Linked DNA regions of Mus musculus: all the other regions are linked to region 4. Evidence: chromatin loops called from intact Hi-C (ENCODE). Cell type or tissue: heart. All regions are shown on one strand. Links, peaks and the distances in the headings refer to the core of each region. The heading gives the core; the rest is flanking DNA. Region 1 holds the start of Gm35330 (a long non-coding RNA gene). Region 2 overlaps Gm35330 (a long non-coding RNA gene). Region 3 has its middle 51 kb from the start of Gm40658. Region 4 holds the start of Gm35413 (a long non-coding RNA gene). Region 5 has its middle 61 kb from the start of Gm40661.

What was found. A loop is a pair of places that touch in the nucleus more often than their neighbours do. Peaks named below come from ENCODE experiments on the same cell type or tissue, not always from the same donor. Only the 100,000 strongest peaks of a DNase experiment are listed, where the experiment ranks them.
Region 1: a loop joins it to region 4, with 1.8 times the contacts of the local background. A loop is called at or near these places in 5 of 42 quality-filtered maps.
Region 2: it touches region 4 in a loop (2.1-fold over the local background); 5 of 42 quality-filtered maps call a loop at or near these places.
Region 3: it touches region 4 in a loop (7-fold over the local background); 5 of 42 quality-filtered maps call a loop at or near these places.
Region 5: it touches region 4 in a loop (4-fold over the local background); 4 of 42 quality-filtered maps call a loop at or near these places.

What each region holds. Positions count from the first base shown.
Region 1 is chr13:5,721,526-5,728,178 of GRCm38, forward strand. It overlaps Gm35330 (a long non-coding RNA gene), which reads right to left and starts at 3,081. Exons shown (of 4, transcript XR_001780855.2): 1 at 2,874-3,081. It overlaps LOC115488222 (a small nucleolar RNA gene), which reads left to right and starts at 3,947; the gene lies at 3,947-4,089. In heart, for the core only: no CTCF peak of the experiment used is centred there; a DNase peak (open chromatin) is centred at 2,966.
Region 2 is chr13:5,711,421-5,718,073 of GRCm38, forward strand. All of the region lies in intron 1 of Gm35330 (a long non-coding RNA gene), which reads right to left. Among named protein-coding and RNA genes, the nearest start is that of Gm35330, 9.9 kb to the right of the region's middle. In heart, for the core only: a CTCF peak has its summit at 3,133 (motif pointing left); a DNase peak (open chromatin) is centred at 2,981.
Region 3 is chr13:4,773,769-4,780,421 of GRCm38, forward strand. No RefSeq gene overlaps it. Among named protein-coding and RNA genes, the nearest start is that of Gm40658, 51 kb to the left of the region's middle. In heart, for the core only: a CTCF peak has its summit at 3,274 (motif pointing right); no DNase peak of the experiment used is centred there.
Region 4 is chr13:5,800,949-5,807,601 of GRCm38, forward strand. Gm35413 (a long non-coding RNA gene) reads right to left here and starts at 2,207. Exons shown (of 2, transcript XR_382025.4): 1 at 2,120-2,207; 2 at 1,834-2,026. In heart, for the core only: no CTCF peak of the experiment used is centred there; DNase peaks (open chromatin) are centred at 1,333, 2,073 and 2,823; H3K27ac peaks cover 2,615 bases.
Region 5 is chr13:5,611,516-5,618,168 of GRCm38, forward strand. No RefSeq gene overlaps it. Among named protein-coding and RNA genes, the nearest start is that of Gm40661, 61 kb to the left of the region's middle. In heart, for the core only: a CTCF peak has its summit at 2,678; DNase peaks (open chromatin) are centred at 2,866 and 3,486.

The DNA of each region.
Region 1 (6,653 bases), core at 813-5,812, 79 kb before region 4:
GTGTTTGGTTGGACTTATAAAGAACATTATCAGGCTATATTGCCTATACATAGCCTGGCAAGATTACCAAACTGAAGAGGTCATGCTTATACATTGCATACATGTGTAAGCAGACACAAATACAGTATTATGCAGATCTATTTTTCTTGAAAGAATCCAATAAGTAATAAATGCTTGCTATTTTTCAGGGCTATCTTAAGAGAGATTATTTTATAGCTCTATCCTATTTTTTGCTACTTAAAAAACTACATCTAAAGAGGCTACAGGCAGGTTCAGATCCCCTCAAAGTGGAGTTATAGACAGTGGTTTGCTGCTATATGGGTGCTAGAAATTGAACTCGGATCCTATGCAAGAGCACCCAGTACTTTTAAACATAGAGCCATCTTTTGCTCCATGCTCTGTGCTATGTAAATGTAACATAGTTTTAATTGTTAAAAGTGTCAACTGAAGTTATATTGGTACAATCAAAAACCATTTTTATCTTTATCTCTATATTAAAAACACAAAACCAAGAAGATGTAAAAATAACTATGTTATGATCTATTCTGGACTTTGTTCAATAGATAATCATATAGAGTTTATTTCACTTTGCATATTTTGTATAGTTCTCAAAGTTTTATGCTATTATTCTAACACCGTTTCTTTACCCCTCTATTTCTAGACAAGTATCACTATTATTTCCAGTTCTCTTGCAAAGTGATGTGTGATGTGAAAAAAAACAAAAAACAAAAACAAAAAACAAAAAACAAGAAACAAGAAACAAGAAACAAAAAAACAAAAAAACAAAAAACAAAAAAAACAAAAAACAAAAAACAAAAACAAAAAACAAACTTAGATGTTTTGTGTTGATGGAGATATTTTTGGCATCATCAGCCTAGAGATGTGATGAGTAAGACATACAGACTCCCAGTTTGCAGTGTAACTGTGCAAGTCCTGTTGATAACAAGAATCACAGCAAGCTTAAATCATGCCAGTGGGCTTCTTATCATTGAGAAGTCATATAGTTTGAGGTCAAGTACACCCAAGCATATACCCATCATTGTGGTCATCTACCTACCACTTGGCAACCTGAAGCACACTGAGCCAGGCCTCGACTTTGTTGCCACTAAGGAGATTATCTAGGGTGGAGCCTGCCTCCCTAGATCACTCTATTGTTCAGCCTCTGTTGCTGCTGCTACCTGCTGGGAATCGGCCTAGCTGTTCTGGAGTCTACATCTGATCCTACACGTGGTCACCTGCAGCTGGGCTCCAAGGATGATTTGGCGGGAATGGGCTTCCCCCCTCTATTATAAAGCGTGTCCACCATTAAAAATTTGAGCCTTGATCAGAATTCTGTCTTGGTTCCATCTCTCTCTCGTCGCCTAGTTTCCCTCTTCTTTTTCAGCTCCAGGCTGCCTCCCAGGCTCGAACCCGGACATGAGAGCTGCAGGCCAGCCCCAACACTTCAGGAAAAGAAAGAAGCTAAACCCCTCCCCAGGTCATGTCTACCTTCCTGCCAACTACCATTCTCACTCCACTGCAACTTTCCTGGTTGAATTTCTCTTCATCAATAAGACTTTCGAAAAGCAAAATAGAGAGATGCTCAAATGGAGGTAAATGATTATTGATGTCCTTTCAATTTTTTAAATGAGGAATTAATTTTGAGAAATGTTTGCTTTCTGAGCACCCCATTGTATTCCCAGAACTAAACAATTTGAGAATTTTCTACTGGTTCCAGTCACAAGAACATAGTATGTCTCATGATATCTTATCTTCAAATGAACCCCCACATGTGAGAATACTTAAGAAATGTAACACACAAGGAGGAAGAGATACTTGAAATTTTAAAGATTTATGCATATTTTTAATTATGAGTATTTGTGTGTATGTATGTAGTATGTATGTATGTATGTATGTATGTATGTATGTATGTATGTATGTATGTATGTGTAGATAGGTGTACAAGAAATGCAGATGACCAAAGAGGCCAGAAGAGGGTATCAGATCCCCAGATCTGCAGTAACACATTTTTTTTTTCTGAGTGTGCAGTGTGTTGGAACTGAACTCCGATCCTCAGAAAGAGAGTGAGCACTCACATCTGCTGAGCCATATCTCAAGCCCTGAGGGTTCAATATTTCTGTAATGTGTTATGCCTTTTAAAAAACACAACATGATATCTGACATAATTATATCAGTGTGTTAATATTTTCGGTTTTTCTCAACTTAAATTTGCTGATGATCCTTTGGCTACCTGACGTCATGAGACCTTCTTTGTTTAAAAGGAAGAACAGTGATTCATCCCATTAACTCAGAATATAAAATTTTCAGATTAAAAATTATGATTTTATACAGCAGCAGAGCCACCTTCTCTTCATAGTTAAACCCATACTTACCTCCTTGAGATACCACAATTAAAGGAGTTCACACATAGCAGTCTAATAATAAAACACTGGTATTTCCTACAAAGAGCAATAGGCACAATACTAGTCTCTTTGCTTCATAATCTGAGATTTAACAGGACTTGAGGGCAAAAAGAGACAGTTGTAGGGACAAGTCCAGACAGTTCAAAACGCATTCTACTACCATGTGCTGCTTTGTGTGTTCATATTGACAATCATTTCAAACACTATCTGGATTTCTTTTTCATTCATGAAGTTTGCCAGATAATCACCGTTAGAGATAGGGGTCAGAATGCCAGAACAAGAACTCAGACCCATTCATAGATATAAAAAACAAATAAAATATAATGAGGAGTAATTAAAATATATAAAATACTCATTTCATACAAAAACTACTCGTACAAATTACGATGCAGTTGTGACTAGTATCATAATTCTGCGCACTAAAAAAAGGCCTGGAGCATGCAAATGGCCTCAGAATCACATTTTGCTTACCTCCTGTACAGAACTCTCTCCCTTCTTTCTCTGTACCACAGCTGTCTGGCTCTGTGTCCCTAGCTCCTGAGTGGCAAGAACCCAGGGCATTCCAGGCACCCTGCTGAGTCATAACCACCTCCACCCCCACTCTCTTCTTAGGTTTGAAGACCTTTGTGACTTCTCAAGTATGTGGCTCATCTGGACGCCACATTCTGAAAACTGAAAGCCCCTCCTAGCCCTGTGGCTGAGTTCTACTAGGCTCCATGCCCAGATACTGACAATTCCTTTGCTGTTCTGTTCTCAGAGACCCCTATTTATGGAATGTTGTCTCCACTTTTTTTTTTTTTTTTTTTTTTTTTTTTTTTTTTTTTTTTTTTGGTTTTTCGACACAGGGTTTCTCTGTATAGCCCTGGCTGTCCTGGAACTCACTCTGTAGACCAGGCTGGCCTCGAACTCAGAAATCCGCCTGCCTCTGCCTCCCAAGTGCTGGGATTAAAGGCGTGCGCCACCACGCCCGGCGGAATGTTGTCTCAAAATCTGAAATTGTAGGCCATTTGCACATTCAACACTGGGAAATAGACTACTGAAAACCAATGCTACAATACATGGAAGGGAGGATAATTCAACAGAAAGAGGAAACCATAAAGATCAATTTACCCCAGCCAATTTCACATTAAAATGAAATACATAGCCTGTTTTTATTTGGCTTTTAGGCCATGCCACTGAGAAAATCTTATGCATTCACAATATTATAGTTTAATATATGACAATAAGAGTGTATTTCTGAATAATGTCATGTATTTTATATACACAGTGTTTTGCAGATGAAGATGTTACAAGTTTATTTGTAAGATTCATTTCAAAAGATACATATTAATACATATTTTTCTCTTTCTAACACCTCAGCATAGAGCTATGGCCAGATATAACAGCATGAATATGTAATCCTAGCAGTAACGAGTCTGTAATTATTTGACCATAAACAAGAGCCAAGAACCTAAATACCAATAATAACTTTGGGACTTCAAAGTCTTTGCCCCACAGAAAGAAAGTTTATTAATAAATTAGCCTTGGTAGATGCACACAATCATCGCACCTGGCAATGGGCAAAGAGATATCTTGTTGGCAGTGATGTTCTTCTATCAGTCAGGGCAGAGCAGACATCCGATCTTTGTTCATCCTAGATTGATGCCTGGCTTGGTGGCCAGAGCTCTTTTATGACTAGGACACATAAAATCAAATCAGATCAAATCCAGGCAGCAGCACAGCATGGGAGGAGGAAGACAGAGACCTGTGTTCTACCATGCCACACTGTGCAGGTGAGAAAAATGCCCATGGACCTGCCCTCCTACCCACAGGGCACTGATTTTTTTTCATGAGTAATTTTGTCTTTTTCTCATGCATGAGCTGGGTCCTGTTAGAGGCGCAATCCTATCTTGATGGAATCTAGTTTGTCTGCTTTGTTTCTCTGCTTGAGGAGAAAAAGGAACACAGTGAGGAGGGTAAAGTCAATGGAGTTAGAGGGGGCATGCTCCTAAAGGCTAACACTTTGAAGAAGCACAGGAAAGTGAATTTCTTGAAGAAAGTTGGTTGACAATTTCTCATTAATAGCTAAAGATCAAAAATAGACTATAAGAAGGAAAACATGAAGAAAAGAGAGACTAAGTATTTACTTGAGTATAGTACAACTTATCAGAGAATAACTGTAGGCCTGAGTCCAATGTGCTAAGTAGAAGGAATATACTCCCTCAGTTACTTCCTTTCTATACGTTCCTCAAGCATCCGCTAGGGATGACTTTGTTTGCTCTTCTGGGTCTTGGCCAATGCATTCAACTTCCCTTTTTCCTATTTAGATACAAGTAAAAGAGTCTGCAATGGCTGTGTTCTCACGAAATCCTGAATAAGCAAGCAAAGCATGATGATATCAGGGACAGGGTCTATACAAACTGACACCATGCCATGTCACGTCTCAGAATAATGATTTCAAACATCTCCTATAAACAAATAACAGCACTAAGATGGATACTAATTTCCCATGACCTTTAAAAATAACAACTTCTCAACTTCTGGGGCCTGATCATCTTCTACTTGTTTCAGTAAAAATGGGAAGCAGCTTTGTGTAAATATAAGGATACACTTGTGAGTCATGATGGCCAGTCACAAGTGTCCTATCCATCTCTCCATAGTTAAATATCTATAAATCCACCTATGACCCACGGTGAAGAAATATTAGCCCTGCAAGTGGTCAGAACTGGCAAGAAAGTATGAAATATCTTTGCCTGAGGCTCTGGAAGCATAAAGCAATAGTCCTTTTAAACTGATGAAGAAATCACACTTAATACATTTAGTCAGTGTTATATGGATTAACATTCTGTGATTCATACAGATTAAATTCCAGTAACATGGCTGACCCTCTACAGCTAGCTCTTTGACTCAGAGAAAGGCCCACTACTAGAGTAACCACATTACAAAGCCCAAATGCTTCTCTTTTTGATCTATTCTAGATTAAGTTGCATTTCTATCACATAGCTCCAAGACCCCCAATTAGCACCCTGTGATTTTTTTTTATGAAACAGCATGTTGTATAAATCACATAATAACAAAAACTACAGGCAATTTTCACAGAAGGTCAATATCAGTCATGCAAAAAGGACTCTTATCCATTTACCACTTCTTAAATTCACGCACACAGGAAACCAGTGCCCTGTTTTCTGAAATATCTTTGAGTTCTTGTGTGGGTGGGAGGGGTCTTCTAATTAAATCATTACACAGTTTAATTAAAATGCCAGAAACACATTGATTTGTCAAGAAGTCAATGTGCATTTTAAAGCATTAATTTTTTTAATTAGACTGAAATTCTAGAGAGTTTTCTTTTCTTAACTAAAAAAAAAATTAGCATGGGATCTCCATATTTGTTGTGTGGAACTATCATGTTCTATAAGTCATTGGTGTCATCTAGACCCATGGATACTGTGACATTCAGAATAATGTGTGAGGTTTTGTTGTCTGTTTCTTTGGGTGGTTGGTTCTGTGATGTTTTGTTTGTTTGGTGCTTGCTGCTGTTGTGTTCACGTCACATTATTGTTTTGAGACAGGATCTCATGCATCCCAACTTGGCCTCCTACTTACCCTGGAACTGACAATGACACAGAAGCTCAGAGACTGACCTCCTAGCCTTTAGCACCAGACAGATGGGCTTACAGGTATGTCCCACCATGCCCAGGTTGATGCCAACACTGAGTAGCACTTTAGCCTCACAGAAACAGGAGTTTGTTCCATATAGAAGGGAAAAACTTTCAACCTATTTCAAGTGAAGGTTTGTAAAGTACAATCCCAGAAGGTAAGGTCTATTTGGGAGCTCCTACGAACCTCTTGGTGCAAAAGGCTGTGGACAAAGCTAAAAGCTCTCACCAGAAGCTAACAAATAGGCAAGTGCAGTCAGAAAAGGAGAATGTAGGGGTTATGTTAATAGAGGAAAGCAAGGTCTTACCTAGATAAGAGATATGAAAGAGCTTGCACGCACACAGGTATATATATATATATATATATATATATATATATATATATATATATGGCAGGGTTGGTTAAAATCATTAGGATTAAATTATCTATAAATATTGTTGGGCCATTTCATACATCAACCATGGCTCAATAACCCCAACAGATGATTGAACACATGGACATGTGCATACGACCCAGATTCCAAGGAGGATAAGACAGCTTTAGACGGGGATATTTATATCTAAAATGACTCATTGTACAGAAAAATATCCAACAAGACAAAAAAAAAAAAAAGGA
Region 2 (6,653 bases), core at 1,171-6,170, 89 kb before region 4:
TTTTTTTCCTAGGCAGATTAACTGAAGCCTACAGACTTATGGTAATAACTGTAAGTGCAGATGAAGCTGTGGGGAAGAGGAGTCTGAATTTTGGTGGTTGGTGGAGCCTAAGGTAGAGGCAATTGCTTGCTCAGGGTATAGAGGCTAGGCAGCCTAAGAAACCCTCTCCCGCTGCTGGAAAGCTCAGAAGAGTGAGCCAGTGCCTCTTTACAAATGAGGCTGGAGACAACATCGAAGTACACACTTCCCAGTATCTGGGATCTAGGACCAGAAATTAAAACCCAATCACAGCACCCAGGAACAGGAAAAGAAACAGAACACTGGGTTAAAAGCATGACCAAAACACATGGCCAACATCTGGACTAAAACACAGACCAGAAACAAGACCAGGACACAGGACAATGAGCTGAACTAAGATTTAGTGCCAAGGGTAGGACCAAAACACAGAGCCAGGATCTTGACTAAGACACAGGGCCAGCAGAAACTAGACCAGGACAAGAAGCCAGTAACAGGACCTGGACTCATGGCTAGTCAAAGAACCAGGATTGAGAATCAGCCAGGTCATTGGACTGGGACATAGGACCAGGCCCCCCAAACCAGTTTTGGTTACAGAACCAGGTCATGGTAACCAGAACCAGAACCACCAGCAACTCAGGAGCTATGAATCAGGTCACGGGACTTAGAATCCAGGAAAGACTCAGAGATGAAGACTTTAAAGAGAAGTAGATGTCCCTGCTCAATTTTGGAGGCCAATTAGACGCCTGGGTCTCACTCCAAGGAAATAAACTACTTATACAGAATCATAAATAAGGCTCTGAGGCAGTGAAGCAATCAGTGTGTAGAGTACTTCCCTCAAGCGTGAAGACCTGAATTAGATATCCAGAACTTACATAAAAATCTCTCATGGAGGCTGCTGTTCTAGGTAGGTAGAGACAGGAGGCTCCCTGGGGCTTTCTTGCCAGACAGTCTGCTTCCAGGTCCAATGAGAGACCTGTCTCTATAAAATAAGGGGAAAGTGACGAGGGAACACAACCTCATAGATTTCTAATCTCTACATGCTCACATAGGCACATGTACAGGCACAAATTTGTGCATACCTCCAAACATGCACACAAACACATACACACATACCACACACACACACACACACACACACACACACACATACACATACACACACACACACACACACACACACACACACACACACACACACTAAATAGAATCCTAACAAAGTAGGAGGTGCCTCATAGTATTGCAACTGAATATGGCACCTTTGGTTGATATCCCTGGGAGGCCTGCCCTCTTCGGAAGGGAAATGGAGAAGTAGATCTGGAGAAGGGAAAGGAGGGAAGACTGGGTGGAAGGGGGAAATAAATGAGATATATGAGAGAATAGTACTACTAGTAGCAGTAATAGTAATAATAAAAATAATAAAGAACATATTTTTCTTTGCGTTTTATAAACAACATACAGAATACATCATACTCAAAAAATGTAGGCATGGATGGGTATCTCTGAATTTATTTTAAAAGGGCCTATTGATTCTTTCTTAAGCACTCTGGCCAGTCCTTATCAACATAACACAGCATCTCAAGGCTAAGGCTCTTATCTCTACTCCTGGTTAGAGTTTACATTCAAAACCAAACCCAACCAACCAACCAACCAAACAAACAAACAACAACAAACCACTGGGCAACATAAAAGCTGGTACTTTGAATTTATCACTGGGCTTCTCTGAATCAGTGGCAAAGGAAACCAATAAAATGCCTAAGTGGGGTTAATGGGATCTTAGCAGACAAACCCATCATTTGTGTATTCTCCATGCTACAGTGGGTTGGAGAGAGCACTTCATAGTTGGCTGACTCCCCACTTCTGTTCCTGTTAGAATTTTGGTCTTAGAGTAAACTTACACCCATTCCTTAGTGCCCTGGTTCAGGTTGTCTTGGCCTTTTTATTACGGGTCGTGTTTACCAAAGGTTTACAACTTGGCTGTAAACACCAGTTGGCACCAAAACCGGAAAGTTGGCATGAGGAGGTTTGGCATAAACATTGCCCGGAAGCACTTTTTTCTCTCTCTCTAAATCTGAGAAAAACAGGCTAGGGTCATTTTCAAGTTATTTATGTTATTCATGCATAAATAAAAGCGAAGCCTGACAGCATCAAACAGTTGTTGGCTTTTGCAGGCCTCAAAAATAGATTTTATCCAAGAAAAGTAACATTTGGTAAACAAATACTCAGTGACAGGCTGTTAAAAAAAATAAAGGGAGGGGGAAAAGGTGTCATGGGATGGATTAAATAGTAAGAGAAGAGAGAAGGTTTCAAGAACCATTTTTTATGTCAGAGAACAGAGTCAAGAAAGTTATTGTTAAACGGAGAAATTTCTACAGACTCAAAATTATAAATAAGCACAATGTAAGCTTTCAAGTAGATTTTATTAAGATCCAGAGGGCACATCATCCAAGCATACAAAGTAAACAATATAGAATGATCTCAGGGGATAGAAATAAATGATTTTTAAGTATGCATTCTAAAAGCAATGGAATGTTTAAAGCATTTTAAAACTCAAGGAGAGAGGGAGAGGAGTGAGTAATGAATTAACACATGCTGATGTTAAAAGTCTTTTAAAAGAGTTAGTTGTCAGTGTTCAAAGTCTCCTCTTGTCTTCCTTTTATTAAATTGTTTAGAAATGCAATTTGTAAACTATAAACTTCGGCAGCTTGTAGCTGTATGCTAAAGAGAGAAAGTGATGGTGTCAACTGTTCCCTAAAGATCGTCTTTCTGGCAAACTTAAAAGTCAGCCTTGACGTCAAGTGACCCTGGACAAGAGTCTGCATTGAGTTCTGCGAAGTGTGGGCAGAAAGGACTTTCACTCTGGAAACCCTACCAGGGAGGAAGGACTGAAGAAACCGTTTAGGGAAAAAGAAAAGCAAGCCAAGTCAAACAGAAAGTAAAAATAAGTCAGTGGGGAAAGAATGTCAACTGCAGAAGAACGTAGCCTGTCTGCTGCAGCTCGCGTTCTGGAACACGTGTTCTTTCGGCAAGGAAGCGTTTTCCTCAGCTTGTTTTGGTTGCTCTTCGCAAGTGAGGTTGGAGCTATTGTTACGGCTCAAGTCAGGGACAGTTACATCTGGTGGCCAAAGCTGTATACTACCCATTACAGAAGGTAACTTTAGACACACTGGGCAGAGAAACAGAATAGTGCCATTCCATAATAGAATTAACCCTATGAACAGCCCGTAGACATAAGCCAAGACATCCGATCCGTATATTTCAATGCCAATTCAAGATGAAAAACGTTTCCGGGACTCATTTCAAATGTTTGCCTCCCTGGAACTACCTAGGTCAACTTCATCTACAACTACATCTAGAATATGATAAATGTTCCTGATGTGTGCTGCTTCAGATAGAGTCTATAAATCAGTTTACTTACCCTACTATCAAAGCTGTTGCCAGGACAATGTTGTGGCTCTGAGGAGACCAAATCACATGACCTGAAGATAAGTGTTTACATCACAGAGCCACAGAGTGCCATGGCAGACACTGAAAAGCACAAATATACACACAGGATAATCCCTTGGAGACTGTTATTGTCTGTGAAGGAAAAGCCCTAGAGAATGTGGTCTGGACACCAGAGACCAGAGAATAAACATGCTCATCAGATAACATGCTTCTTGGAAAGGGACCTAGGCAGCCTTCAGTATTCTCAGAATTGGCAATTAGTTCTTATTATATTTGAAAGACACATATTTCACCTCAACTGATTAGTCATGTGGCTTCTTCGAGGACCTGAAATGGATTTTTTTGAATTCTCAATTCCTGATATTGAGAATTCCTATGCCTGATATTTACCAGAGCTTCAGCAAGCATCTGTCGAATTAACAGTCAGCATGAGATGCTATGATAAGACATCCGTTGTCACACACTGATGCTTTGTTATTTTAACTGTCTATGCACTAAGACAGGGGTCCTAGATTTGGCTTTGTTTAAAGCTTTTGTTGGTTTATTTGGTGATTTGTTTTTTATTATTTTAAAGGAGTCTTACATGGCCCTTTGAACTTGGTAGTCTAGGATCACTTGAACTTCTTATTCATCCAACTTCTAGAATCAGCACTGTGAAATGCTTGGCTTTCTAGTCCTAGGGTTTGAACTCAGGACTTTATGCGTGCTAGGCAAGTACTCTGCCAACTGAGATATGTTCACTGCCTCTTGGCCTTCATTTTTGGTGGACTTTGAAGAAGTGGTTAGAGGCTAAAAGAAAACTTACACCAATCATAAATAAATAAGTTGTTTTTAAATGCTCTTTTGTTGTATCATTTCCACACAGATCAATATGAACAGGTAAATATGAATGTACACCAATAGATAATAAGTAGAAAACTGACAAATGATAGACCAATTGATCAACATATGTTGATAGATGTGATTATAGATCTATTGATTAATCAATAGATAAGAGTTGACATTAATACATAATAAAATGATTAGTAAATAGATGAGAAACAATAGATGATCAAATAGATAAATAGATGTGTAATAGAAAGAGAGAGAGATGGTAAATAGGTGACACATAGAGAGTAAAGAGACGGCAGATAATGGATGTTTGATAGACAGGTAGATGATAGATAATAGGCAGATAGATAATAGACAGACAGACAGACAATCAGACAGACAAATGCATAAATAGTCCTCAATATGCTCAATGAAGAAATGTTTAGAAAGCATGATCAGACAACACTAATAATTTGACAACTGCTAGGGCAATGTGTTTCCCAGCTAAGCATTTTAAACCCACAAATAATTTTGTCTGTCTCTATGCTGATATGGTAGGGGTATGCATTTGAAAATGAACTCTAGGAATGTAAAATTGAGCAAACGTGATTTAGGGTCTGCAGAACAACAAAGGCTAGAGCATGGCATCTGGAAGTAGCCTACGAGATACAGGCTGTGACTTGTTCGCCAAAGCTATGGGTCTGCAAGCACATGGCTGACTCTGGTACCTATATTTATATTCTCTGTATGTAACTCCAGAGCACAGGAACTACAGAGAATTTGACTGGCCCCAGATCAAAGATACAAAGAGATGATTTAACACTTTTCTTAGTGGTTCTTCAGTGTTACACAGCAAGTCTTGGGAAATGAAAGAGAAAGTTCTCTACATTGTAAATATTGGGACAAACTTGAAAATGAAGTGAAGTTGCATAGAGAAAGAGCTTAGATTTGGGAATCTGAGAAGCCTGGGTTCAGTGTTCTACATGTGCAAGACATCACTTTGAACAAATTATACAATCCATGTAAACCTTCAAAATCTCAGATGTCAAATGGGGTTCTTTGTACCAAGTCCTAGACAATTCACAGAATGCCGTAGCCTAAAAACTTGCCATGAGTCCCCCTATGTTTTACACCTCCTATCCATTCCATCATTAAATGTGGCAGATTCGACTTTCCAATATATGTGGACTCTGCATTACACAACACTCCTTGATCTTCCAACAGTTGTCTCTTCCTGGACTGTGTTCCTAGCCCCTCCCCCTACTTCCTCATTTGCTTCTCCACAATACCAATGTGAGTACTGAGATCATATTGTGTGTGTGTGTGTGTGTGTGTGTGTTCACATTTGTGTGAGGGTGTTGTACCTCATGTGTGCACATGAAAAGGCCACGGTCAATGCTCAGTATCTTCTTTTATCACACTCAACCTTAGTGGGTGAGACAGCCTTCTCACTATGCATGGAGCTTGACATTTTACCTAGAATGACTGGCTCAATTGAACGCCCCCAAGGTCTTCTGTTACCTCTCTCTCCTCACCAAGCTTCAGGGCTACAGATCTATGCTTCAATACTCTGCTTTTACAAGGGTCCTGGTGACCAAACACAAGTTCTCACACTTATACAGCACACGTTCTCTTCACAGAACCGCCTTAGTATGTTCTTAAACTCACAGGAAATGCTGGTGACTTTTTTGTTCTGTAAGAGAGCAGAGGCCCACAGAAGTTTCTGGAACATTACCTTTGCAGGCAGGTGAGACTCTCTTAGCTTTTGTCTATAGGCCAGTGCTGAGGTCTATGAAACTGCTGGAAACCATTTGACCTGGGATCTTGCAATTTCAAAATAATCTTATCCTTCTGCTGTAAATGACAATAGCATGCTAGCTGAGGCAGAAGAGAGATGGGGAGTAAAGGATGAGCTGTTGAATTCAACAGTAGCTCCAATGTAAGGCTTAGAACATTGTAAGGCAGAGACCAGAACAAACCAATGGCAGTGATTTGTGAATAGTTTCAGCAAGGCTCCAGCGAGGCCATATTTTCACAGCTTTATAAATTACTTTCTTCCTTTTGGAAAAAAGCATTAATGATGTAAAGAGGTCACTTAAATTTTATTGCATTTTAGGTGGAAATTATATATTACAATTGAATTTGCAAAGTTGGGTATTTTCAAAGGTCATAGAATGCATGCCTCACAGATGTGAGGGAGCATTATGAAGCAGGTGTTTTATTGGCTGTCTGAAGGATGAATTTTCGTCTATTCTCTACTTTTGATTTAATTCTCAGACTTCATATGTAATCTGCCTCCATTCCTCTTATTGCCTTTATGACCTTTGATAGAGATGGAGACAATGAGCATTTCAAGAGAACACTCTCAGTTACAACATGCC
Region 3 (6,653 bases), core at 721-5,720, 1.0 Mb before region 4:
TCATAGTTGTTGTTCTCCTTGTACTTGTGGTTCTAGTTCTTGTTGTTCTTGTTCTTGTTTTCCTCCTTCTCTTCCTCTTCCTCCCCCCTGCTCCTGCTCCTTTTTCTGTTTCACCTTTATGTGTATAGGCTAATTCTCCATATTCTCTTGTGTAGTTTGTGGTCAGTGAAGTTGATTTATCTTGCTGAACTGCTCAGGCTTTGAGAAGTGTGGCATCTCAGTGGAGACTATTCAAAGACTCAAGTAAACCGTGGGAGACAGACATCTTATTCCCTCTAGAATATATGCAATAATTTTGGTCCTTAGGAGACACAGATCCAGTGATCAAAAACCGCACTTTGATATACACATAAAGTTTTAGAGCTTTACCTCTTGGGGTGGTGTTGTCTTCACATATTTGCTGCCTCTGGTCATTTCTTTTTCTTACATAGAAGAAAGCACTGATGCCCTACTTCGATTCTCTCCATCTGGTAAGTCTTTACAGGTTGTCCCTGTTATTCCAGCTACTCACCAATGCTCAGAGTGAGCAGCAGTGCCTTCCTAGAGGTGATACAGTTAATGGGAGTCACTTGAGACCCTTCTGCTGTTAGCCCTCCTCCTTTAACTTCAGAAAGCCCTTCCATCCTGTCATCCTGAATGTATCAGGTTTTATTAGGCACACCTATTCTAAAAAGCAAAATCAGCTGACTCTGGTGGCCAGGTTATAAAAGTCAAACTCTATATCCAAAGCTGCTATTCTAGCACATGCTAGAATATTCTAGTACATTCTCTTATTCTTGGCCAGGAAAAAAAAAGCCACAATTTTTCTGTCTCTTAGAACTTGATTATCTCAATTGATATGACTGAGTATAAACAGATTGTTAGTTAATCCATAATAAATGGTGCATTAAAGATATTATCACTCTTTAGATTGAATATCTATTCTGGGCGCACTGTACAAGAATCTAATCAAAGGCAGCACTGGTGACTCTTCCAGTTAAACTGTGCCCAGTATTGACATTTCCGCCATGTACTTGGTTAAAACTTAATTGTCCGTGAAAGGAAAGGAAACTAAAAGTCAACCCGTTACTGGAATTCAGGAGGAGTGAGATGTTTTGATGCCAGATGCCTACATTAAGCTTTTTGCATTTTATTATGTTTTTCTATTTTGCATAATATATCTCATTTGATTCTTGAGATTTATTTATTTATTTTCAGGAAATTATAGCATAATTCCATGGCAAAGCAAAGACAACCTCATGTCTGTCTGAGAAAAGGTTCAGGAAACCCTGTCTGTAGCTCCAAATATTCTGAGAATTGTATATACCTGATACCGGGCAAAGAGTACCTCACAAGGCTATATTTGAAAATTACACATTTCTAGTCATTCCATAAGCCAACATATTTCTGAATCACTTCTCAGATTGGTGACCTAATTTTTAAAACAATTATCATAGGGTTTCAAACCAGATTTAAGACTTTGAAGGGAAAGAAACTGAAAGGCTACATTTTATGTCAGTGTATGAATGTCTAACTCAAGACATAAGGAAGCCTTCATCAGAAGAGTGACGCTTGACAAGGACCTATATACTGTATTTACTGTTGGGGAAAATGGAAAGATTATATTAGTTTCAGAATAATTTTGTTCCTTTTTTTCTTTTTATTGATTTTCTAAATTATGACTGTTGATTCAAATTTTTAATTTGTGTAACATAAAACTATCGTAGTGCCTACATTTTTCACCAACTGAAAATATCAAATGAGTTCAATAGAATTTTTCAGATCACTTGTAAGAAAGGAATTTGACTACAGTGCCTTTTCTGGCTGAAATCAGATTGTGCTTGTCTGTGGATCAAAGGACTTTGCTGCATCAAACCTGTCTCTGGAAACACTGGAATAATTGGTAATAATAAAAAAGCTTGTTTGTGTGAACTTTGAAAACAAACTGAAACTTCAAATTGAGATAACGCTCTTACAAATTACAGCACTAAATGCAGATGTTAGTGAACAATGCATGCAAATGTGTATGTGTATACTTGGTGTATATTACTGTATATGTATGTATATTATATATGATATATACATAAACTGCATTGTATGCTATAGCCTTTAAACTACAAAGACACATGCACAACTACATTTACACTGATATGTAAGTATGCCTACATATGCATATTACAATGTATATTAAATATTTTACATAGTATGTGTATTAATGTGTTAGTTTGGATTACTATTACTAGACTATAATGAATACATATAGAGATATAATACTATATTAATAGCTGTTATTTTACTATATTCACTCTTTCAAGGTACACTATACTATATACTTACAGATATTGATAATGTATGAGCGTATGTATGTTTATGATGGATACATTTGTCTGTGCACACGGAGACCAGAATTCCATGTTGGGTGACATTGTCTCTCCCTTATACTTTGAGGCAAAGTCCTTAACAGACCCTATCTTACTGTTTGACTAGTGGAAGGCAAGTCACAGTCCTTCCTGACTGAGATTACAGGCACACAGCTGACGCTTTATGTGGGTTGTCAGGAACCATATTCAGCTCATTTCCCTGCACAATAAGCATGTAATCCACTGAGCCATTTTCCCAGCCCTTATATGCCTTTAAAGTTATATTTTATCTATCTATCTATCTGTCTGTCTATCTATCTGTCTGTCTGTCTGTCTATCTATCTATCTATCTGTCTGTCTGTCTGTCTGTCTGTCTACCTATCTATCTATCATCTGCGTATTATTTATTATATAAATATTATTTGTTTATATTTTATTACATATATATATATATATATACATATATATATATATATAAACGTGTGTGTTTGTGTGTGTGTGTGTGTAATCATGTATGTAGGCACATGTGCACTGCAGAAGTTGTTTCTTCTCTTCCATGGCACGGGTCCCAGGGATGGAGCTGAAGTCAGGCATGCAGACAGATGTCTCTACCTACTGAGTCAGCTTGACAGCTTTCTAATAGAATTTTCTAAACCCAAAAGAAAATGTATCCATTTCTGATTGTGTTATTAAGAATGAAGCCAAAAAAAAATGAAGCCCATGTTTTTATTCTGATTATATTACACTAATAAGACCAACATGAAAAATGTATATCTTAATTCTATGTTTCCAAGGATCCTTTGCTTTTCAGCTGAGCCTCAGATGTTCTAAGGATGAGGCTCACATGTTTGTAATTTCAAAATCAGTTCCCTCAGAAGTTTCGTGCAACAAAAGGCCAGGAATCATTGGTTCCTTACAGAAAATGGACAGAAGGGGGCAGCGGTGTCTGCTCAACATTGGTCATAGCTGCAGTGTTCCTTTCTTCTCTGAAATGGAGGTAGGCGATTGTGTGAACTTAGCCATGTACTATTCAAAGAAGATTTTTTTTTATTACTTCCTTTCTTGTTTCTCAAACATAATTTTTACCATAGTCTGTTGTCAAAATCAAAATCACTGAATATAATTCGGAGAAGCCAATAGTTCTAAGAACAGAAAAACCAAAAATGGGTTACTTAAATTTCCATCAGCAAATAGTGGACTTTCTGATATGACTGGTTTATTTGAATACATACATTTGGCTAAATACGTGGATAAAATATAATTCAGTGTGTACATTGATATAGTATATAAACTAGATTCTATAAACCAATTTTCTACACATTATATACATATATTATTTAAAAATATGGATTAATTTGAAACACTCTGAGTAGAGCCTATCCTATCCCTGAATTATACCTTTCATAAATGTCACTAGTGAACAGATAAAGTTCAGCATACAGTGTACCCCATACAGTGTACTCCAGTGGAGTACTACCCAAGAGGAATAAGTATTGTAATGGTCACAGGCTACCAGAAAGGAGAAGGATCATTCTCCCATTTTTGGGCACCTCCTGGGACATCAGGAGGAAGTTCATTGCAAACTAGCATTGTATCCTATTTTGCCACTATCTTTCTTTGCCAAACAATAAATGAACAAACAAATAAAATGCAAACAAACAAAAATGGTCTTAATTCAAGAAATGAAGATGTTTTCAACTCTCATCATATCCAAAAATTCATCTTGGATGCATGCAAGTGGCATCTTTTATGCCTTAAAATTTCCATCTTTGAGATTTTTTTCTTTTAAATTTCCTTTGTTTTATTTCCTCAAAATATTTTTCAGTTGTTTATATACACCATTCCAAAACATAGAAAGATGCACTTTCAGAGTGCCCAAAATACTCCATAATTACATCAGTTCTGTGTACTCTTCATAAGTGTTTGGAATGTTCTGGTACTTATATAGAAAGTATAAGCAAAACAGACTCAGTGAAGCTTTCCCTGTAACCACAAAAGATATTCTGGGAAAACAATGCCTGTAAAGTGGCATGTCCCCCATAAGTCCTGTGACATTAAGAGAAACTGAGTCAGGAATATAAACCCTAGAGGTATCTATTGTCTGGTATTCCAATATAGTATTTCATTTTCATTATGAGCAGAAGGCTAAGCTTTGCCTTCACGTGGTCCATTAATGGCTCACAAACCTTTTATACAATTATTAGGCAAAGTAATTTCAAAAAAGTAAATGTAATTCTCTTAAGATTGAATTTATCCCAAGGATTTAGGACGACCTTTTGGCAGATGAAAAGTAAAATGAGTCACTACTACAGATGTCCTTACCTACTGAGTCAGAGTCACTACTACACATGTCCTTACCTACTGAGTCAGAGTCACTACTACAGATGTCCTTACCTACTGAGTCAGAGTCACTACTACAGATGTCCTTACCTACTGAGTCAGAGTCACTACTACAGATGTCCTTACCTACTGAGTCAGAGTCACTACTACAGATGTCCTTACCTACTGAGTCAGAGTCACTACTACACATGTCCTTACCTACTGAGTCAGAGTCACTACTACAGATGTCCTTACCTACGGAGTCAGAGTCACTACTACAGATGTTTTCTTTACTGAGCCAGTGGTGCTGAATGTTTTATAATCTCTGGAAAAAAAAGGTTGATAGATTTCTACTTCAAACCTTACAAAAATTAAAATTTAGCAACTAGAAATAGAAAGGCCAAAAGCTTGAACATTTAGAAGAATTAATATTCTATATCATGTATTATATAGAAAACATTTTAATGTTCATAAAAGAATAACTTTAAACCAATCTAATAACAACAACAACAATAATAATCAGCACAAAGGCATAGGAGCAATGCATAAATTGAGTTTAATACTGTGAACATTTTACCAAATGCTTCATAGGGAAGGACGACAGCCCTGGGTAGGCAGAAGACATTGAGACAGTACTTAAAATACAGAATCCATCAGGTATAGACTTATTAAGAGGTTAAGAAGGGAGCAAGTCAGAAGAATCCAAATTTATAGGGTATTTTTTTAAAGGCTGATAGTGTACAGTAGTGTAAAGAAGGAAGAAAGGGACAATGGAGCTGAGGTGGCTCAGGAGTTAAGAACATGGTTTGCTCTGTCAGAGAGGCAGATCTCAGACTCCAGCACTCACATTAGGTAGGTTTTTAAGATAATGGAAAGAATTAAATTGTGGGTTTTTTTATATGAAAATTAGAAATGAAGCTAAATTGACAATTAAAAAATGATTCTTTTTGCTACACTGATGATTATACCTGAAACGTTTAGCATTTCTGAGGAGACAAAGAACAAAGAACAGTCTAAATGGAAATAAAGTTTCTTTATAATTTAAAGTTTGCATCTGAGTAAACTCTAGCCTCAGAGAATACCAGACAGTAAATTGAATATTCTAAACTAAAGAAAGATAACACCTAGAACCAAAAGTACGAGAGCAATTAATGGATGAAATAATGATATCAATATTTCTTCCTGAATATCCAATAGGACGGTTAATCTCAAGAGTGATACAGACTTTCTATGCTGAGAAGAATGTAGGTGTTCTCTACAGCATAGGGAAGAGGTCTAAAATACCCCAAGCATCTAATATAAACACCATGCTACAAAATTGCTCTCATGCACATTTATTAACTGTTGTTACCTTTCAGCTTTCTATTAACTTTGGTCTCTGTCCATGCATCATATGCATGTATGTATACACACACACACACACACACACACACACACACACACACACACATATATATATATATATATATATATATATATACACACATGTATGTATTTATATATGTTTGTAACTAGAAATCATTGTTCTATCAATAACCCATGCACTGTATATCAATCTATTATATCTTTAACACACACATATAAGCTTATCTTGTCACTATGTCTATTCTATCAGTCAATCATTTATCTACCATCTAGCTTTGTTTGCCTGCCTGTCTGCTCACTCTCTCTTTCTCTCTCTCTCTTTCTTTCTCTATCACATTTATACATCTCATTTACCATATTAAATTACATTTATTTTAACTAATGTTTAACTCAAGTACCACCTATATGAATGTTGTTATATATTGTTTCAGTGAATATATGCCTTGTGTACCATTTCATCAAACTAAACATATCTATTTAGTCACCATTTATTTATAACAAAAATCAGATTCAAAACTTTGTACTTCTATAGGAATTCAGTTGCAAATTTAAAAGTATTGACAAAATATCACTATAATTTCCAATGTTCTTGAACAGATTACTCTAGAGGGTCTATCTGTTCCCTCATCT
Region 4 (6,653 bases), core at 814-5,813:
ACATGCGTTGTTTGGAGTGAGGTGTATATGCATAATGCTTGTGGGTAAAAGTAGGATGTTACCGAGTACATTATGGAGGAAGGGAGTATAGAGCCCAAAACTTAAGAGAGGCTCCAGAGCTCTAAAACACCTTCTGTGCTTGGGATCCTCAAGAGAACCATATTTTCTCACAGTTCCTGATAGGTGAAATCCAGGTTCAAGTTGCTGACAGGGTCTTCCTCTTCCTTACACAGCCTGTCCTCTGTTTACAAGGAGGAGAGCCCTTTGGTGCAGTCCTATTAGGTCAAGGCTTCATTTTTACAACCATGTTTCAACTTCGTTTTGCTGTCTCCCCAAAGTCTTCATTTCTAGCTACAGATACATAAGAGTGAGCGCCTCTGGGTGTGGTATTTTGAATCCTCATCAAAGCTAATCAAGAGACTACTTTTTTTGTCCTCCAACGCACTCTCACCTGAAAGCTCCCTCTGTAACACGGATCTAATTACAGGTGTCCAATTTATAAACAGCTCTGCGAGAGGTAAACAGGGCCAGCACTCTCCTGGGATCCCAGCTACTACCTTCACTGGTGATCAATGAGACTCTCAGATTCCAACTGCGGAACCACACCACTAGGTCTCAGAATCATTAATGAAAACAAGCAGCAGCACAGCCTGGGCTCTGTTATTCTTGCAATTTTTCCTCAACCACTGTACTGCAAGAGAATGTTCAGATTCAAGTTCACTGGTACAATCAATTGCTAAGTATAGAAGTACTTTCTTAATTTTTTAAAAACTATTTTATTATATGTATACATATGTACATATATACATGTATATATGTATATATCTGTATGTGCATATATGTATATATATATATATATATATATATATATTTATATATGTTTTACCTGCATGCATATCTGTATACCACTTGCATACTGCTGCCTACTGTAATCTCAGAATTTGGGAGGTGAGGCAAAGGGCTTGGAAAATCTAAGTCATCCTGGCCTGCAGTGAGCTTGCTGGCATCTGGCTCTACATAGGAACCTGTCTCAACACAGAAGTCCCTTTGCCATGCCCGAGGATGTACTGTCACAGTCCCAGCATTCAGGAGGTTGAGGCCACTCTAGAGTACTTAGTGAAACTGAGGCAAGCCTGAGCTACAAAATAAGACTGTCTCAAAAGCAACAACAATAAAGAAAACCAGTCCAGTTAATTGGAGCTTGAGTTGACATCTCGTAAAAGGATCTCTCCCTCACAGGAGTGTTGCCTCTCAGGCCTTTATAGCAGGCGTTTTGCAGAGTGGTTGGCTAACGTTCTGGAATGCAGCCTGTGGCTGTTCCATGAATTTTCCCTCAGAGCAAACAAGCTGGCTCGAGAGGGAATCACACACACTCGCTTATTCCCATTAGCAACCCCAAACAAGCAAGTGGCTTTACCTAAACAACAGGAAGGACGGTTATTTTTAAATGTGTGCCCTGTTTGACATGTTTCACAATTTGTGATTTCTCAATAACAAGAATTGTACAACTATTAGAATTCTAGGCGAATTCAGAAACAGACACACCAACTGGGGAGAGTCAGGAGGGGCAAGGAGTGCTTTAAAGATGAAGGGAAATGGGGAGTTCTTATTTAAAGGGTTCTAGTCCCAGTTTTATAAGGCGTTATTGAGACAGAGTTTAGGCTCAGTACAGTGGTGGGACATCAATCCCAGTACTGGGATATGTGTGGAGGAGGGCAGAGGCAGACAGATCTCTGTGAATTTCGGGCTGGTCAACGTAGAATGTTCTAGGCTAGGCATAACTCCTGAATAAGACGCTGTTTCAAAAGAACAAAAAACAAACAAAAACAAACGTTACGTTTAGAAGCTGTGATTTTTGGTGATTATCAGAGGAAATTATTAGACATTTTTTTCTCTCAACGTTTTTGACTTGGCGGAATGTAGCCTGATCAGTACATCCAAGGGAATATAGTAAGTCAGCGAGGCAGACGTTTCCTGGTCTCCCGTCACGTCTTCTGGGTCTGCAGTGAAGATGGATGTCCGTTTCCTGTGTGGGTAACTCCTGCTGAGTCAGTTTGTCAGCATGACATCGCTGAAAAGTCCACAGCGGCATGCGCTTATACGCTCTCCAGATACTCACCATTGGGTGAGTGTTCCCCCAGTGCACCCTTCTGAGTGACCTCCAGCGCAGTCTTTCTGGTCTACATTCACCGTCCCTGTGAGCTGGGTTTAGAAAACACACAATCTTGCTTGAAACTCTCAGATAAACGCACTGCAGATTAACAATGATGTTATTACCAATTAAGTCTTGCTTTTTAAAAACGTTAATAAGGGAAGCATACGTTAATGTCATACGTCAAGGGAAGGGGAGATTTTCAGCCACCAAGGCGCATGCTTATGAAACTGCCATTTTTTTCTGAGGTATATCTGAAGTCAGCAAGTCTTACAGATTGAAGGAGCAGCTTCTTAATGCATAGTATTATTTCATAATTAAATTTAACTTTTCAACATACCAAAGCACTGACAGGTCAGTGTGATAGTTAACCCTGCCTGAAAAAGACACAGGTAGTAAGCTGAAGGAAGTATTATTTCCCTGTGAGAGTCATTTCTTGGACAACTCTTTTCATCTGGAAACAAGGAAGTGAGTCAGCTTTACTAACTTCAATCTCCTGGCTGGTGTTTTGGTATTCATCAGGAATAGGAACTTTTTTTTTTTAACTTCCCTAAGGAACCTGGTATAACCAAGCAAGCAGGTCACTTGTTGAAATCTCCTCTTCAAAATATCCACAGGTTTCATTGTCCAAGATCTTAACAGCCTCTGATTGGAAAGGTGCCTGGCTAGTCACAAGACTGTGACTCACCGAGTTAGCTAAACACAAAGCCCAACTGACAAAACCCATGAGGTCATTCCTCTTCTGTGTGTCTTTAGCATAGTTTAGATACAGAAGTCCTTGGGTAATATGCAAAGCTTTCAAATCAAAAGAACGTGCCTGCAATGCTAGAGGAAGAAAGCAGGCAGTGTTGTGTCTGAATAACAAAGGCAATGCAGGCACCAGGATTCCTGGCTTGTGGTATTTGCTGATACAAAGTACTCCACAAAGTTTTACAATGTATAACCTAGTCACTAAGGCTGGTTAACGTTTAACCCAACTGCAATATTTTGGCCTTAAGTAACTCCTGAGGAATGCCAAGTTGGGTAGTCCTGAAAAGTCAACAAGTCCCAACAACTGTTTCCACCAAAAGAAGGAGCAGAAGAATGTTTGAAGTGTTTCAAAATCAAGAGAAAAAATTAAGGTTTCTTGCGGTGGGGTGGGGTGTCATGTGATCATCAATACTTTCCTGCCTTCTTTCTGGCCTCTCTAATTTGTTTAAGATACAAGCACTATGTTTACTGTGAAAAACGACAAAGAGGAAGTGTCAAACAATAATCCCGTTTTTCTAAGAATGATCCATAAAGGGCAATAATGAAAAAAAAAAAAACAAAACAGACCAAGTCACCTGACTTTACCTCTGTGTTGAGATGTAATGTCAGGAAGACAGCACAAAAGGGTGAGGTCATTGTTTACCTAACCCCTACTGGTCCTGAAAGAATAAGTGGCGAGGAGCCCTCCAGAGCCAGTGGCAGAGGTACCAAACCTCCTAAGAAACCCGAGCACTCACTTATTCTTTTTAGCAAAATTCCAGCCATTGATAAAGAACGGGTAATTAATTATATTGACCTTACTGTTCTTCTGGGTGCATTTATTGGGGGATGACAGGAGATCGAGGCAGGAGTGTTTCATTTGGGAAAAGTTTAGTCTCATGTGATGAAGCGATGTTGCTTTCAAATTGAGCAAATCATTGTTTAACTTCCTTTTTCCAGTACTGCTTGGTCAGTTCTGGGAAATCTTAAGAAAACACAGAAGCATTGTCGAACTCAAAAGCGGAAGTCAAGGATTTGAAATGTGATGGTACATCCTGCTCTCCCCCCCCCACCCCCCACCCACCCACCCCCCTAGTAAAAGCAGCAGGATTTGAAGAAACCTCTTCCTTACTCATTGTAACTTCATGTTTCCTTAAGTCTTATTTTAAAAATTGGTCTGCCATTCAAGATTATGTTTCCAAGATTATTTTCCAGACTTTCTTAAAGCTGCCATAAAACTGCAGTGCTTTCCTTTCCAGTAACCCCAAATAGTCTTAAGTACTCTGGTCTCCTCAGTGTGTGTGTATGTGTTTGTGTGTGTTTGCTGTGTGTAGACACACATGTGAACTTACATGTAGAGGACAGAGGACAACCTCAGGTTTTGGTTCTCAGGTATTGTACACCTTTGAAACCTTTGAGACAGTTTCTCAGTGGGTCGTGAACTCATTTAGGCTAAGGTGGCTGCCAGCAAGACCGAGGGGCCATTCTTTCTCTATCTCCCTAGCATAGGAATGACAGGAGTGGACCACCATGCTTGCCTCTTTATATGGTCTCTGGGAATCAAAACGTCCTCATGCTTGTTGGGCAAGTATACAGTGAGATACCTCCTAGGACCCAGCATCTTTTTCTGCTGGCCCTGCTCCATCAAGTAGGTGGTCTATCCTGTTCTTGTTCTTCCATATTCCCCTGTGCACTCAAAATATCTCCTGCTATGAAGACTTGTTTGTCAAAATTCTAACACAAGTACTCATGACTTATATCCTCTCAAGTACATTAACAACACAGGAGATGCAACAGCTTTTTAAACAATTAAAGAATAAGTAGCCTCATATGTGGAGGCAGAGGTGTCCTCCCAGAGTCCAAGTGGCTTAAACAGTGTTATTAATATTTTTCATAAGTAAAATGTAATTAAAAATTGGACAGGTAATTTTTAGGATATATATACATATATATCACATAGATATATATGGTTATGGTTTCTTATGAAAGCATATCTCTTAGCTCACACATGCTATATATTTAATAGCTTACTTCAACCTCAATGAAACAAAACTCTCAGTAGCGATGTCCACCAATCAAACTGGGTGGCCAAGAAAAGGGATGTGACAATTACCAGGAAGAACAGACTTTTTCTGATTTTATTGTCCTTCAGCAAAACCATCCCACAAACAACTTGCAACTGACGGATTTTCCATGTTTCAAAGAAACTGCCATCTCCTCCACACTCACTTCACAGAAGTCTTGTATTTCATGTGTGCTATTATTTTAGTTACTAAACAAAATTATACATATAGACAAGTCTTTGGTAACTTGCTCTTATGTTTTTCTGTTTGTTTGTTTGCTTGCTTGCTTGCTTGCTTGTTTGCTTGCTTGCTTGCTCATTTGCTTGTTTTCCAGAGAGGTTTTTGCTATGTAGTCATGGCCAGCTTAAAATCCACTGTATACATAGGTTAGTCTCAAGCTTGCACCCTCCTCCTGTCTCTGCACCTCTGTGGTTGGATCAAAGATGTGTGCCACCATGCTCAGCTCAGCTCTTACTTTTCCCTCCTCCTGTCTCTGCACCTCTGTGGTTGGATCAAAGATGTGTGCCACCATGCTCAGCTCAGCTCTTACTTTTAAGAGCTCTTACTTTCTTTTCCTGTCATATTCTCAATGGATGTGGCATATGGATTATACCTAAAAGAGACAGAGTTATAGGCCTTTTAAAAAACTGTAGAGTTAAAATGTCAGGATGACTGCATTAATACATGCTTAGACTTAGGACTCTTCTGATCATTAGTGCATGTTGGACAAAGGCCTTTGTTATATTCCATCACTAAAACATTTTGATGAGAAAACATTTGATATTTTGTCATTTCTATTCTAAATCTAGCTAAGATAGGCGTGCATTGTGGGATAATTTCTGAACCATCATGTGTGTCAGAACCGTGCACTGGGTCTAGAAGGAGAGCTTTGAGGACAGGAGCACTTGCAAACCTGGCAGAGAACCATCCATTCCTAGAACCACATCAAGTGGCTCATAACAGGCTGTGACTCCATGTCCCAGGGCTCTGATCTCATCCTGGCATTCCTGCACACAGACAGACAAGCAGGGACACAAATATACATATAGAAAATATCAATTAAGCAAAGACATTTAAGACCACTGTACTCTTCTACCATACACATAGTTTTAAATATAGGATACCTTCTCGGGTAAGACATTGGTCCTTGCTGTATAAAGAATTGTAGTTGATTTGTGTAGGCCACTCAACCTGAGATGCGAACTCATGGTAAATATTGAAGGTGAATGTGGGATGCTGAGAGTTAGGGTACATGCATCCTAATTCCCATGTTTGAAGCCATAATCAATTCTTTAGAAACGTATCATTAAGTAACTTACAAAATGCTTAAGGATACTCAGGTTATAACACTGCAATAAAGTCACTCCTAGAATTACCTGACTGTGATTTAGAGCACTCTCCCATATGTAAGCATGTTCCAAGATTCTTGAATATATTAAGCCACCAATAGTAGAAAACCATATACATATATGCATACATAAAAAATAATTTGTACAAATAAAATATATTATATATTATATTATATGTATATATATATGATATATAAATGAACAAATGTCATATAAATAAAATAAAAATATGTGTGGTGGCTATTTGTGGTCGTCAATTTGAGTGCTGGGAGTGAACTAAAATCCAAATGTCTGGTCACATCTGTGAGGGATTTTTTTTTTCTTAATTATTTGAAGTTGGAAAATCCAATGAGTTATTTG
Region 5 (6,653 bases), core at 801-5,800, 190 kb before region 4:
CCCCAATCGCAATCCCTTATATCACCCCTCAGCCACGCCCCATCAGCCCAGTCCGCGCAATCTCAGTTCATTGGCCTTCGTCAAATGGCCTGATCTTGTGTCATGGTGTGCCTGCGCAGCTCTCACGATGGACATGGCTTATTTTCGGGTGTATGAGGAAGTTCTAGGTGCAAGTCATAAGACTTGGCTGCAGTCCCGGGCGCCATCTTGGGACTATTGCCACACCTGCTCCTCACAGTACATGTATATATGTGTGCGTGTGAATATATATATATATATATATATATATATATATATATATAATACAGCCACATCACCAAATATCCCTACCTCAGCATATATGACATGGAATTCCCTTGTTTGTATAGCAGGAATTGCCACTGCAAAGTCTTTTCTTCCCCAGCAGCTGATTACTCGGTATAAAACATTGAGGAGAAGCCTTAAAGTCTTGTGCCTTTCTGAGCTTTATGGGTCTTGTAAATTTCATGACGTTCCTGAGCCTTATGAGCTTTCCTTTGTCTTCCAGGAAGAAGTGTTCAGTTCAGAGAAAATTTATCTACAACAGAATACAGTCATTATGTCAATTATCTTTCCCTTTTAGGACTGAACGTATTTATAGCTTAGCATTTTTCAGTGATGTTTGCGATGGTGCCAAGAAATGGAGATGAAAGTTATTTCCATAAAACCCCACATGTTTTCCTTACAAATAGATGGTCTAAATCAGCTTGCTCTTTGTTTGTACAGTACTTGTAATTGTTTATACAATACTTGTAACTTCTTCCAGTTTTAAAATATGATGTGCTGTCAGGGGGAGAGGAGAACAGATTCTAAGGGATGCAGAGAATGAATAAGTCACTAACAGTAATCTAAGCAGCTCATATTAGGAACACTCGACTCAAGAACTTCCACCATAGAATTTTTCTGCACTGGTCGTTTCTTGGTGTCAGTTTCTGGGCATTGAATGGAAATACACATTTAGCACAGCAAGCTCCAACTGCTATCCTTTCAGCTTCTGCTCTAACCACACCCTTTGAGCTCTATAGATACAGCCATGATGTCAGGAAAACATGCCCAATAGTTAATCTGTGAATATAATGATGGTCAAGACACCAGCCATCAGCTCATCCAGGAAAAGTTCTAACTGCTGTGTTGGCAGAGAATGGATGATCACCTTTAACAACGTTCCCAGGTTCACAGACTTTGATGCCAGTGCCTAGATTATTCTTTGCATAGAAACACTGTTATGTTTATCAGCTTCAAACAAGAATCCAACCATTTGAAACACAAAGGACAATGCCAACTAGAACCCAATAATGACTTAAAAACCAAGTGACCAAGTTTCTACAAGCGCGTCCCAGTTCCTTGTCTTTCCTTTGTGTTAGTAGGTCCACAAATCTTCTGGTATTTAAGGTGATTCTCTCCTTGGCTGTGGTCTTTACTTCAGTGAAGCTCTTACTGTCCCAACAACCTGCCTTCCTTATGACAGTTAAGCACACTTAGAAGCTGGTTTTTCTAATAGCATGGGCTCCCTATAGGGCTCAAACACGGTTTTCTGAGCTATTTCTTCCTCTGCAGCCTAGGAGCAATTATGACAATAGTAGATTCTTACTGTTGACAAATTCCATGGAAGTGTTACTAGCCCCTCCCCATGTAAATATTTTTTACATGGAAATCATCTTACCAGTAGACCAAAAAAAAAAATTCTTGGGGTGAGGAGATGACTCAGCATCCAAAGAGGCTATAGTAAAAACACAAGGCCCTGCGTTCTGATTAACACTCTGAATATCAAAAGCAGCCGCAGCTGCTTATATTTATAATCCCAGTGTCAGAGAGGTAGAGACAGAAGGAGCTTGGAGGTCACTCGTCAGCCAATCTAGCCAATCAGTGATCTTCAGTTTTTACAAGTGACCCAGTCTCCAGATGTAATGAGAAGAGCTATTAAGAAAGAGTCAACAACCAACCTCTTCTCTTCATATGTACTCCCAGACACACACACACACACACATACACACACACACATACATATAAACAGGCACACACACACACACACACACACACACACAGAATATTAATGTGATCTTATGCAAAATGAACAGAAAATCACGTAAAATTGATAAGCTTTCATTTCTGTTCTTTTTTTCCTTCTAGTTGAGTTAAATGAACATAACCTTGATTCTGACTTTCTTGAAGCATTATAACCGATCATTTAAAAATATTCCTAACAATATTTTCATTAAGAAATACGAAGGGCAATTGGGCTAGCTTAACTAGCCATGCAATTCTGTTCATTAAGACATCTCTTTAAAAACAGCAGGAAGAGTTTCCCTCTTCTTTTAGAAATCACTTTCCTCACTGGTGTCTGTTAAGTCCATGAAAGCGAGTGATGTATTTTTGAATTGTATTTTTTAACATTAAGGGCAAACATGACTGAAAAGACAAAATGTGGCCTATGTTTGAAATAATGCCTTCAACAAGGCTCTATCTGTGGGCTCCGCTCTGTAAAATACCATTTTCTCCTAGGAATCCACAGTGTTCCCGGTAATAAATGCAATTTCCTGTCTACATCTTCCTACCTCAATGGACAGGCACAGTTTCCAGGGAGCACACCTCAGAGGTCTTCAGCACTGGGGGAGCTATCTACCTCATGGCCTAATTATGAAGTTTCCTTCTCTAATCTCAAATCATTTCACTCTCATCCTCCTCCTCTAGGCAGCATTTTTCCACAAGGTTATATTCATGAAAGTTGGCATCATTACAATTCCTATCAGTCCTGTCCTGCTCCCCTGAGAAACAGACTGGGTTTCCACAGCACCACTCTCTCTTATGAGGAAGGAAGAAGAAACAAACACTAGGCTGTTGACGTACTAGGAAGTTTGCTCTATTTTTGTCTACAATTTTTGACCTTTGATAGAGTAATGGATATGAACTATGTAGGAGAGAACACTTGTAATGCGAGGCTTGTAATGCGAGGAGCCGATTTCTGCAGAATAGAGCAGACTGCTCACAACTGATGTTTCTGCAAGCTTGCAAAATGCAGTCTCTCTCAAACTCTCTCTCCCTCCCCCCCTCGCTCTCTCTGAGTGTGTGGGTATGGGTGTGCATGCGTGTGTGCCTGTGTGTGTGTGTTGAAATTTAGTAACAGTATTGTAGGAATATTACAGCAGATGATTCCATTTTGAAAAATTAGGATCCCAGAGCATGACGCTACTGACATTTGGGAAGAAGTGGCAAGAGGGTCAGGAGCTCAAGGCTAGACTCAGCTAGACAACATGTTTAAGGCCAGCTTGGGCAACACAACAATGCTGTCTTTAAAATAAAGGAAGAAAAGCAAGACAAGAATGGGCACAATGCAGAGCATGACACAAAGCTGGAGAGGAAGGGTGAGCTGGCCACTTGTAAGAAGGCTACTCAGTATCCATGGAACAGGTTGTTCCTGAATGACCATCATGGTGAAGTCACTGCGTAGGAGCTACAGGGAATATAGGATAAAATGAATACAACGCCATGAGATCATCCCCTCATGCAGTGGAAGGGAGGAAGCATTTAAAAGAACTAAAGTGCGCACATAACAACAATTTGAGGAAGTCGACTATGCGTGTGGTAAGAATGGAATGTGCTAGAAAAACAGGAAAGTGCCACAGGCCAAAGTAAAGAGTCATACATACTAACATTCTAAAGCCCAGGTCCCTGATAGGGTGTTAATAATTCAGTAATATAATTAAATCGTGTTAATAGCTATTCATATAATCTTATATTGGACAGTTCACTAAGTGTTTTGGTCACTTTTATTTTCCCTGACTAAGAATGTTAAAATTCATGAGTTTAAAATTCCCTCATAACATTATGAGTCCAAGATTCTAAGGTACTCTGAGCAATAATAATAGAAATAAAAGTAATTATCCCTGATCTAATTATGGTGTAATTAGGAAGCAGATGATGTTCGAAGGCTAATGGGCTGCTGCTGATTTTCCTACCTGCTGGTCCTGGAGCCTGTAGGATGCACTCACAAATGGATTTTGCCTTTGAATTAGCACAGTGATTACTAGACATTGTTATTCTGTCCCCCACTGTCCGCTAAGTGGCATTCAATTAATCATATGAAATGCTGACTCATAGGTTACCAAAGTCTTCATTCAGACGAGATATGTCCATTCAAGTCAGATTCACAGAAATTCTTAATCCAATGCACACTAGCAGAATGGAGCTTCTATGAAATCAAGAGCCCACTTGGCTGGGTACAGTCCCTTAGGGCTTTGCATCCTTCACTGAAGATACTATAGCAATATTTCCTCAGCACCCATATCTTTATATTGATTTAATTAGAATAACATTGAAAGATCCATTGGATGCAGTCTGAAGACAAAATCTAACTCTAGGAATAAAACAGTCCAGTGTGTTACCTGAAGCTTTGAGGTAGATAAATTTAGTAACTAAATAATTCTTTAATAACTACAACAGTATATTACCAGCTCAAGTCTTCCAGTAATGTTAGAGTATATGGGGTACTCTCAGTGATATTCCTTGTTGTGGGCTATGGCAGACACTTTCACAAAGTATCCCAAGACATGCTTGTCAGTGAAGTCATAGATTTATTCATTTTTAAAAAGTGATTTTATATGTCATCTAGTCAAAGCATCATGTCCCAGCATTCCAATTTTCTCTCTAGACTGGCAGTTAGAGTCTCCTTTCTGGTCTCCTCTCCAGCTAAGGTGAGCAGGTAGGTGAGACATACTCTCTGTTCACAGAACATTCAACTCACTGGACCAGAGATTTCCAGCTGCTGCTGCTGATGCATCAGAGACCAGTGACACAGTCAGATCCAGTCAAAGATTACCCGGACCACTTCAATAAGCTCCCAGAGCATCATCCTCCCTTTCCCCACTGTCATAAAGTGTTCTGTGGAGTAGATTGTTCTCTTGTGGTAGCAATAAATAATTGATTTCCCAAGCTTAGTTGGAAAACCTATATAGTCTACAAAAGGCTCCAACTGGAAGAAGTAAATGAGTTTCATGAAGGAAAACAAATTATATATTTTTCTCAAGTTAAGACGATTCATTTGGAAGGTACTTTTACATAATCATTAACTAAAATTATAGCTTTCATTTTTGTCCTTTGCAACAAGAAATATCCTTTATTTCTTGCAGTTCATAGAGATTAGTCATAGTTTCTCCTCATCCCATAATAACAAAATCTATCTTGGAGTATGCTTTCTCAGGGTCAATAGAATAAAGACAATGTGTTAGGCCTTTCATCCCAGGGGAATACAACCTCAGTCAGAAAATAACTTTCCTAGTCCAGGCCATAAGGAAAAACTATCTAGTTAAATAAAAAATGTCCAGAGCCACCTTGTAAATGTCCAGATCAATCATTTTTACCATGCCTTGGGTATTGAAAAATGCATGACCGTGACTGACCCTGGATGTCTTGATCTCTTAAAATACAGTTTTCTTTATTGGTGAGCCAACATGCCGTGTATCAGATGGAGAAGTATCTATCCACACAGTAAAACTGTTACCATATGATTTTGTTTATGTGTGTGGTTCAAATCTTTAAATAACAATATAAGATTGTAGATATTCAATTCTATTTCAAATTATAGTACCGACTAGTCTACTTGTATAAATATGGCTGGGGGCATGTTTTGCCAATAGAAACAACAAGAGGAAGAAAACAGGGATGTGGCATGTAGTTTAGTAATAGAGTGATGCTCTAACACGTGAGGCTCGTGGTTCAACACTCAGTACCAATCAGTGGATGTAGCTGTGGAGTTCTGCACTGGAAGACTGAATTTAACAGTAAACAAAGCATTTAGTTGAGTATTTATTAACTGTTAGAAATGAGTTTTAATTACATTTGCTGCTTATATTAAGATGACAGAGACCTTGTGCTGGGCTTTATCCAGAACAACTTACTACATGTGTGTGTATGTATAGAATAAAGACAATGTGTTAGGCCTTTCATCCCATGGGAATACAACCCCAGTCAGAAAATTATAACTTTCTTAGACGGGCTATAAGGAAAAACTACCTAGTCTGAGTAGGGACACAGAGTAAGGGTATTTTAGACAAACTGCTTGGGTTCCTATCTTAATGGTTGATAAATAAGAATTTAATGCATGTGTTTTGACCCAAAGCAATTATTGTTCTTGTCTGAGTCAAGAAACTGTAAAAGATTGGGTAGACTTGAACAGACAAGGCTGTTTTTACTTGTATGTTATATGTATTCAAATAAAAAACATTTTTGGACCTAAAAAAAGAAAACCATAGGGTCCAGGCCTGTTCTCAGCAGACCTGAGTTCAGCATATTCAAATCTCTGATGCTTTCATTTACACACCAAAGACACCTGTTTTAGTTTTTCTTCCCAGTGGCTTTGTTTTGTTTGTTTGTTTTTAACATATATCCATTATATAACAGTCTTTTTAAAAATCCATTTTAAAGATATTTATTTTTATTTGTTGAGGGTTTTTGGTCAATATGTTGACCAAAATATTGAATACTTTTTATTAGATATTTTATTTATTTACATTTCAAATATTATCCCTCTTTCTAGTTTCCTCTCTGAAAATCTCCTACCCTCTTTCCCCTCCCCCTGCTCCTCCTCTGCCTCATGATCTTTCAGCTTCGCTTTTCTGGGTTTGCTATTGCTTTTGGTG